Linked DNA regions of Homo sapiens: all the other regions are linked to region 3. Evidence: chromatin contacts called from ENCODE Hi-C or POLR2A ChIA-PET data. All regions are on one chromosome and are shown on one strand. Each heading gives the region's core, a stretch centred on a gene start or an enhancer-like site at or near the end of the contact. The rest is flanking DNA. Distances are from core to core; before and after follow the strand shown. Region 1 holds the start of ABCC5 (ATP binding cassette subfamily C member 5). Region 2 holds the start of PARL (presenilin associated rhomboid like). Region 3 holds the start of MCCC1 (methylcrotonyl-CoA carboxylase subunit 1).

Region 1 (2,700 bases), core at 87-2,586, 920 kb after region 3:
GCCATTTTACTGATACTATTTATATTTCCCTATCTTCTCGTGTCCTCCTTTAAAGTTGTTGGAATATCTTTTTTAAATGCTCACTTGCCTCAGCTATCAAGAGAGGAAGAAAGAGAAGGGATTTTTGTTTGTAAAAAACAAACCTGTTGTCCAGACATGTACAAGGGTAGAAGCAGAATAATCAACGTGGGAGAACCCCAAAGAAGTGCCCAATAGGGTTGAGGCCACTTAGTCAGCTGCCCTTTTTTACCAAGATTCTCTTTCCACTGATAAAAGTGTAGACACTCTCCCTGCACAATGATACTGATTCAACTGCATGGCAGGAGGAGAGTTGCACGGGATTACCAGACTGGTGTGTGCAAGCTGCAGTCATCCCAACACTCATGAGTAGGTTTCCATCACCTCCAGGCCCTCAAGCTGCACGAGGAAGACACCACGCTAAAGGGATACGTATTTACCACACCCACTGTAATCCACTTGTTGCGTCTCCAAGCAGCCTCACCTTTCATACACGCTGCGGACCACAGTAAAACCTAGCCATCTCCTCCTCCAAGACCTCCTGAAACTTTCCCCGTCGTTCCTGTGCCCACCTGCCTCCAGCCTCTCCGTCTGTGCAGAAACCAAATGGCCCCTGTGTGATAAACACAAAGCCACCCGCGGCTCTGTGTGGCAGAAGCGAAAAGAGCACTGGATGACCGTGGAGAGATCTGGGCTGCGTTCCCGGCACAGCCACGGCTTTGCTGCGCGTGCTTATGTCACGTACCTCCATTTACCCGCTTGCAAAAACGAAGGGGATGACTTACTTCGAAGGTCGCTGGCGGCTCCGCTGCGGGTTGAGCAGGGTGCCCCGAGCCACCCGCTGCACAGCCTCCCAGGTGGGCGTTTCTCTCAGACCCGCTTCGCCTGGGATGCCCGGGCCCTAGGGCGTTCCCACAGCCCGCTCCGGCCTGCCCAGGCGAGCGCGACCCACACCCACGGCCCGCGGGCGCAGCGCCCCCTGGCGGCCGCGGCCAGGGACGTAGCCCGCGTCCCTGCCCGCTCATCCCGATCCTACCTGCCTGTCTTCCAGCACACGACCCCGTCACCAGACCCCGGGCTCACAGGCCTAGGAGGCGGCGGCAGGAGACCAGGGGGAGGCCATACGCCGTTCCCCAAGTCTCCAGTGTCCCCCGAACTGCTCGCAGCCCTGGCCACATCCCGCCACGCCCCGAGGAAATGCAAAGGGGTGATCCCCGTGACAACCGAGCTGGAGGGCAGGGGTGCGGCAGCAGCCATCACCTACCTGCGCCCCTGCTCCAGGACAACCGCGCCAGCCGCTCAACCACGCTCCCGAGCATGAGCCCTGCAGCAAAACAAGCCTTTATAGCGGCATCGGCCGCCACACCGCGCAAGCGCGCTGCACAAAGCATTCCCAAGGCTGAAGGGAACTGTAGTCCTCCTTCCGAGTGCCCAGGGCTGCGGACGCGGCGAAGGACTACATTTCCCAGAAGCGCCGGTGACATCCCGGGGGCGGTGCGGGCTGCCCCTCTTCCCACCGAGCTCCCGGCTCTGTTCCATCCTTCCCCGTGCCTCTGCGAGACTGTCTGGAATCTTCTCAGGGGTCGTGTTCCCTGGGGGAGGCAGCCGGGAGGCTTAACCGTGGCCCTGTGTTCGCACACAGTGCTGTTCGTAGGCAGAGCAGTCCCACCCTGCGTGGCCGTGTAGCTGCCAGAAAAGATCGTGAAGGTCATCGTAGCCCGCGTCTAACCCGTTGAGAGTCGTCAGGCCGGCCAGCCCCAGTTCTTATCTGTTGTGGCAGATACGATTGCTTGCTCATGGTTCGACCCTGCAGTCTGCGCAGATACCGCCTTTCTCACTTTAACACCAACTGCCCATCAATGTCTCGCTGCCTGGTCTCTAGATAATAAAATGCCAGGATCACAGTCTTAGAAGTGGCAAGAGCCTTAGAAATGTTATGCTAACTCATCTTCTTCTTTTTATAAATGAAACTGAAGCTCCCAGAAAGATTGATCCCTTTATTTCTCTGTTTCATCGGTACCTTCAGCATCATTAAATAAAAGCCACTGTTGAGTTCTTCCCTACCTTGTATCCGATGCTTTACATACCATTCTTGTTTCCTTTAATCTCCATTACAGCCCTATGAGTAGGTATTATGAGTTTTTTTTTTTTTTTAAGGAGTCTGGCTCTGTTGCCCAGGCTGGAGTGCAATGGCGCGATCTCGGCTCACTGCAGCGTCCGCCTTCCGGGTTCAAGCAGTTCTCCTTGCCTCAGCCTCCCGAGTAGCTGGGATTACAGGCGTCCGCCACCACGCCCGGCTAATTTTCGTATTTTTTAAGTAGAGACAGGGTTTCGCCATATTGGCCAGGCTGGTCTCGAACTCCCGACCTCAGGTAATCCGCCCGCCTCGGCTTCCCAAAGTGCTGGGATTACAGGCGCGAGCCACCTCACCCCGCCGTATTTTTTTTTAATTCAAAGATTAAAAAAGAAGAAGAAGAAGAGGAAGAGGAAGAAGGAGAAGGTAAAGTGACTTGTCCATCTTTATAACAGCTAGCTAGTTAGCTAGTGTGAAGACACTACTGTATCGTAAAGCAGCATATTCTTGCGCACGGATTGATAGACCAATGCAATAGAATAAAGAGCCCCCAAACAGACTGGTGCATCCATGTAACTTGATCTGTGACAGAAAACCTTACGAATCCG
Region 2 (2,700 bases), core at 160-2,659, 790 kb after region 3:
TGTTGGCCAGGCTGGTCTTGAACTCCTAACTTCAGGTGATCCACCTGCCTCAGCCTCCCAAAGTGCTAGGATTACAGGCGTGTGAGCCACCACGCCCGGCCAGTATTAATCTTTTCTTTCCCCCTTAAACCATGCAATCTCAAATGGGATTACCACCTCCATCTGTCCTCATTTTCCACCTCCCCAGGAGTTTAAGATTAGTGCCTGACAGATCTATGTTAGTGTATGAAGATACAATGTATGTAAAGTTTTCACAAGTCCCTGATAAAATTCACCTGGAATGCTTGTCGGACATATAGGTTCTTCCACTCCACCCACCCCTCTCCTGATTGTGATTTGGGAGGACTGGGGTGAGGCCTGGGACATAAAATCCATACAAACTCTTCAGGTGATCCTTGAGATTAGGCAATGGCTCCGCCACATTAGAGCCTCGATTATTTACCACTGACTATCCCACGTGTTGATAAACAATGTTTCTTATCAGCAATCAGGTGGATTCGAGGCACCCATCTAACCAAGTCAGAAATTGGAAGGAATGAAGTTTTGAACAAAAGAGGAGGAAAATTTTCAAAGCCAAATGCACATCAGATTCTTAAACAGGTGAGGAATTTCTCTCTTCTCTCTCAAATTAGAAATGAATTACTGTGATGCAAAAATCAGCAATACTGATCAACCATACGCTTCACACTTCTACTCGGAAGGTTCGGCAGTTTTCTTTCCAAATCAACCGGAAACGAAATCTTCCACTGTCTCAATTCAACAATAAAGCCTCTCCTACGACTTTGCCAGACACAAAGTGATACCTTCCATCAGACTTCGTCCTCCCTTAGATCACAAGCTAAAGAAGGCGACTGGTTGTAATGGAACACAACCTTTATAATTAGATGGAAAAAGAATAAAAACCGCCATTCTGCCAGCTGTACTAACTTCTTCACTTCAGAAACTGGCTCAACAGTTTCCACTCGCGATTATGAAGTGTGGCACGCAATGAACCCTCAGCTTAGTTCCCCTTCCAGTCACGTCCTTCCCAATGGGAAAGGAGAAAGCGCAGGCTCGCGGGGGGCTGGGCTGGGCAAGGGGAGCGAGAAGCGAGGACTGGACGGAGGCGAGAGAGGAGAGAGAAGGGGCAGGTAAGGTGAAGGGGGTGAGCTGGGGCCAGCACAAGAGGCCCAGACGGCCTCCGCCCCCGAGGATACACGGCCAGAGCTCAGGGACCAAGAGGCGAGAAGACCAGAGCGCGGCGGCTATTACCTGCGTCCGAGGAGCTGCGGCGGGGTTAGGACCGCAGTGAGCTCCTCGCAGCTGCGGCCGCCCACCGACGCACCCCACGCCTGGCCGCAGCCCCAGCCTCTCTGCGCCCAGCCTCGCCACGCCATCTTCCCAACCTCTGCCCCACCATGGCCCGACCTTACCAACCCCAGCTGCGCAACTACTTCCGGGGCGAAGGCAACACCATAGAGCACGAGGAGCAGTCTAGAGCGCCCCCGCGCGGCTGAGCGGCAGCCGAACCAGCCACGGTGCCCGGACGACTGGCTGGCGCCCTTCTGTCCCACCGCTTCCCCTCCCACTGCTCAGCTGGCTCCGGGAGCGACCTGCGAGAGTGGCCCGGCCTCCCGGCATTTGCAGATGAGGAGGATGGGGCCAGAGCGAAGAGGGACAACTGTCATTTTTTCGAGTAACGGCACATACCAGGCGCTTTGCCTAAGATCGCATTTAATCGTCACAGCACTGCTAGAGGTAGATGTCATCACTGTTTCACTTTGCCTCTGGTCAGAGGGGATAGGACTTGCCCGGAGTTGCAGGGCTGGTCCCTAGAGGAACCAACGTGGCAAGCCAAGTTTTCTTAAATTACTACTTTTTTCTGCATCTCACCACTTCGTGTTATTCTGTATGCCTTTAACAAAGTCCAAGCCTATCGGGCGGGGTGGCTCACCCCTTTAATCCCAGCACTTTGGGAGGCCGAGGCCGGCGGATCACCTGAGGTCAGGAGTTCGATACCAGCCCGGCCAACATGGTGAAACCCCGTCTCTACTAAAAATACAAAAATTAGCCGGGCATGGTGGCAGGGGCCTGTAATCCCAGCTACTCAGTTGGCTGAGGCAGGAGTATTGCTTGAACCTGGGAGGCGGAGGTTGCAGTGAGCCGAGATTGGACCACTGCACTCCAGCCTAGGTGACAGAGCGAGATCCGTCTCAAAAAAATTACAAATACAAATACAAAAATTAGCTGGGCGTGGTGGCGCAAACCTGTAATCCCAGCTACTCGAGAGGCTGAGGTGGGAGAATCACTTGAACTCGGGAGGTTGCAGTGAGCCGATATCGTGCCAGCCTGGGCAACAGAGTGAGACCCTTTCTCATAAATAAATAAGTAAATAAACACAAAATCCAAGCCTGAAATGAAAAGCGGGCTTTCACTTTTTCATAATCCATCCCTCAACTACCTGTCAGTTAGCTTGATTCCCTGCCATTCCATTCCCCCCGACCCTAGCTGCAGCCATACAGTCATTGGCCATTACTCAAAGGCACCATCCGCGTTCCCACTGCTGAGCATTCATGCTACCGTTCTCACCACTTGAAACATCTAACCGACTTGTCCTTCAGGTCAGCCTCAAGTGTCACCTCTTCCAGGAGGCCTTTCCCAGACCTCCACTCCAATTTAGATTCCCTTCCTTTGTACTCACATACCGCTTTATGCTTATCT
Region 3 (2,700 bases), core at 192-2,691:
ACAGGCGGGACTATAGGCGCGTGTCACCACGCCCGGCTAAATTTTTTGTATTTTTTAGTACAGACGGGGTTTCACCGTGTTATCCAGGTTGGTCTCGATCTCCTGACCTCGTGATCTGCCCGCCTCGGCGTCCCAAAGTGCTGCGATTACAGGCGTGAGCTACCGCGCCCCGCCAACTTCCAACAACTTTCTTATGTTTCTCTGGGGCACTCCTACAATTAAGTAACTAAAAAGGGCATCTACAATATTTCTGGAAAATAAAAGCAAGCAAACGTTCATATAAATGGTTGAGTTTGCATTTATAGACTGATCTTATGTACCAGATTGTGCTTAAACCTCATTCCATGAATTAATTCATTTAGTTTTCACAACCCAAGGTACTCGTATCATCTCCAAGGTGAGGAAATTAAAGAAGAAATATTAAGTAACTTACCCAAAGTCACACACCTAGTGAGTAGCTAACTAAGACCTCAGCCTTGACTGCAGAGTCTGTGCCCTTGAACACTAAACTGTCAATCTTTCCAGAATGATGAAGGATGATAACGATGAAGCAAAAGAAGACAAAGAAGCAAAGCTATCTACAAGCCTGAGGGTTTTTTCACTGCCAGAGTTATTGCCACCAAAGCTTAGAGCTCAAAATTTGAAACAGAGCTGGAGTCAGGTGAGCTAGACTGAGTCATCTGATAGCGTTGTTCAAACTTGGGTACAAGAGTTTTTGACAAAATAATTTCCCAGCTCTGTGGAAGGTACATTTGCTCTTCTTGACAACTTCACTCTTCTAACAATGAGAAGGAACTCCAGGAGTCTTTCTCTGAACTGGACACCTGATGGGGCACAGCTGAACTGAAAAATGGCTTTGAGGGCATCCCGGCCCCATTTCTTACTAGCTGTGTTTCGTTGAGGAAGTCGTTGATCCCTTTGGGCTTCCCCGGAACCGGATTATAACAACGCTCCCACCTAAGGGGTGCTGCGAAAGCCCGATGTAAACGGCTACGAGCTGCAGCGACGGCGAGGGGAGCCTGGAGGATGGCGGGCCCAGTCCTCAGAAATGGAAAAACAGAAGCCAAAGGCGCGCTGAAGCGTGGATGTGCGGAAGCGGGGAGAAAGGGAAGGGCTGGTGGGGATGTCTTCCTCCCGACGCCGTGACTGCCGGCAGAACCCCTCCGAAAGTGCCTGGGGTTTTCCTACCGTCCTCCCCACACCGACCCTGGGTTCCGCCGCACCTCCCACCGCTCACGCGGGTCCGTGCACCCCTCGCTCCCGCCTCTGCCCACTGAGCCATGGCCCCTCCACCCACCTCGGCGGCAGGAGCAGGCTCGGGAGACGATGCCACCGGTTCCTCTCCGCCGCCACCAGCAGCACCGACACCGCAGAGGCCGCCGCCATGTCCCTGGAGCCCGGCCACTCCGTGACTCCCCAGTACAGAGGCAGCTGCGTCCCACACGCCAAACCCGTTCCTCCACTACGAAGCCTCGTGACCCCCGCCGGCCACCGTCGGAGCCTGAGCCTACCTTTGGGCTGATCCAAGAATGTGAGGGCGTCTCCACGAACACCAATCAAAGACCAGAGCCCGGCTTCAGTAGCGACGATTGGGCAGTCTGGCCACGTGCTCGTGGGGGTGTGGCCTTTGTTTCTGCGTCCCCTGGGGCCTGCTCTGACTAAGGCAAGGGTTTTCTCCATCCTCCCCCTCTTGGTTGCCTGTCACTGTTTCTTCCTGCATCCCGTGGGGTTTCTTCGCTCTCGTCACCTTCTGGGAGAAGAACCCTGGGGAAGAAGCCAAATGCGGATGGACAGCAGGATACACAATTCTCTAGTGCTCTCAGGGATGAAAAAATAAATAAGCTAAAGTGAAAATCTTTAAACCACCTGAGCTTAAAACAGGTATTCTAACTGACTATTGGGAAAAAGAGGAAGTCAAAGAGCAAACTGAGGAACATCTAGAGAATAAAGAAACTGTAAACACTACATGTAGATGCTTCATGAGGAAAGCAGGAGGGAGAAATTAGGGAAGATAAAGGAATAAATAAATGAATTCAGGAAACCAGTGTCAAAGGACTAATAAACCCACAGGTTCACAAAAAATAAAATAGTTATCTAATCAGAAATAGAGAAAAATGCACATTTGACATGATTTAAAAAACAAGCAGGGGAAAATCACAGACACAGGAAACAAATTATAGATTTGTAAGATGCTAATTTTGCTTAACTTCAAGTGAACTTAAAACTCTGGATGAAATGGATGATGTTACAAGAAAATACAATTTATCAAAATAGATCCTGGAAGAGACAAAATTTAAGCAAACCGTTACCACAGAAAAAATAGAGAAGTTTATCAAAGAACTATCCTTGCTACCACCATGGCCCACTTTCACCTTCACCTTCACCCCTAAAAGTTACAAAAGCCCTCCATGTCTTGCAAGAAAATTCCACACAAATGAGTAATTGACTCAAATGCTATTAATTCTGTCCCAGAGCACAAAAAAGATGGAAGTCTTCCAAACTCTTTTTAAAAAGTAAACATAACTTTGATACCAAAATCAACAAAGATATCACGCACACACACACGACAGACCAATTTCACATGTAAGTATCAGTGGAAAAATTCTAAATAAAATATTAACTACGCTGGGTGCTGTGGCTCATGTCTTGTAACCCCCCATTGAGATGTGACAGCGTGCTGGCAGTCCTCAGAACCCTCGC

The links. A loop is a pair of places that touch in the nucleus more often than their neighbours do. ChIA-PET counts read pairs that join two places held with the same protein, here RNA polymerase II (POLR2A). Pooled maps may share reads with other maps.
Region 1: a map of ascending aorta shows a loop between it and region 3 (5-fold over the local background). The contact joins the promoter of ABCC5 here to the promoter of MCCC1 in region 3. A Hi-C loop is called at or near these places in 3 of 168 maps with a recorded cell type or tissue (ascending aorta, mesothelial cell of epicardium and naive thymus-derived CD4-positive, alpha-beta T cell) and 12 of 50 pooled maps.
Region 2: a loop to region 3 is called in a map of CD8-positive, alpha-beta T cell, with 4 times the contacts of the local background. The contact joins the promoter of PARL here to the promoter of MCCC1 in region 3. A Hi-C loop is called at or near these places in 1 of 168 maps with a recorded cell type or tissue (CD8-positive, alpha-beta T cell) and 11 of 50 pooled maps. POLR2A ChIA-PET finds 5 or more read pairs at or near these places in 1 of 52 experiments (HEK293).

Annotation. Positions count from the first base shown.
Region 1 is chr3:184,016,548-184,019,247 of GRCh38, forward strand. It overlaps ABCC5 (ATP binding cassette subfamily C member 5), which reads right to left and starts at 1,337. Exons shown (of 30, transcript NM_005688.4): 1 at 1,283-1,337. RefSeq lists a silencer at 905-1,074 and an enhancer at 1,555-1,734.
Region 2 is chr3:183,883,471-183,886,170 of GRCh38, forward strand. It overlaps PARL (presenilin associated rhomboid like), which reads right to left and starts at 1,410. Exons shown (of 10, transcript NM_018622.7): 1 at 1,252-1,410. The coding sequence starts at 1,376. RefSeq lists silencers at 1,170-1,329, 1,440-1,590 and enhancers at 1,540-1,589, 1,630-1,859.
Region 3 is chr3:183,098,055-183,100,754 of GRCh38, forward strand. MCCC1 (methylcrotonyl-CoA carboxylase subunit 1) reads right to left here and starts at 1,442. Exons shown (of 19, transcript NM_020166.5): 1 at 1,298-1,442. The coding sequence starts at 1,386. RefSeq lists an enhancer at 1,368-1,507.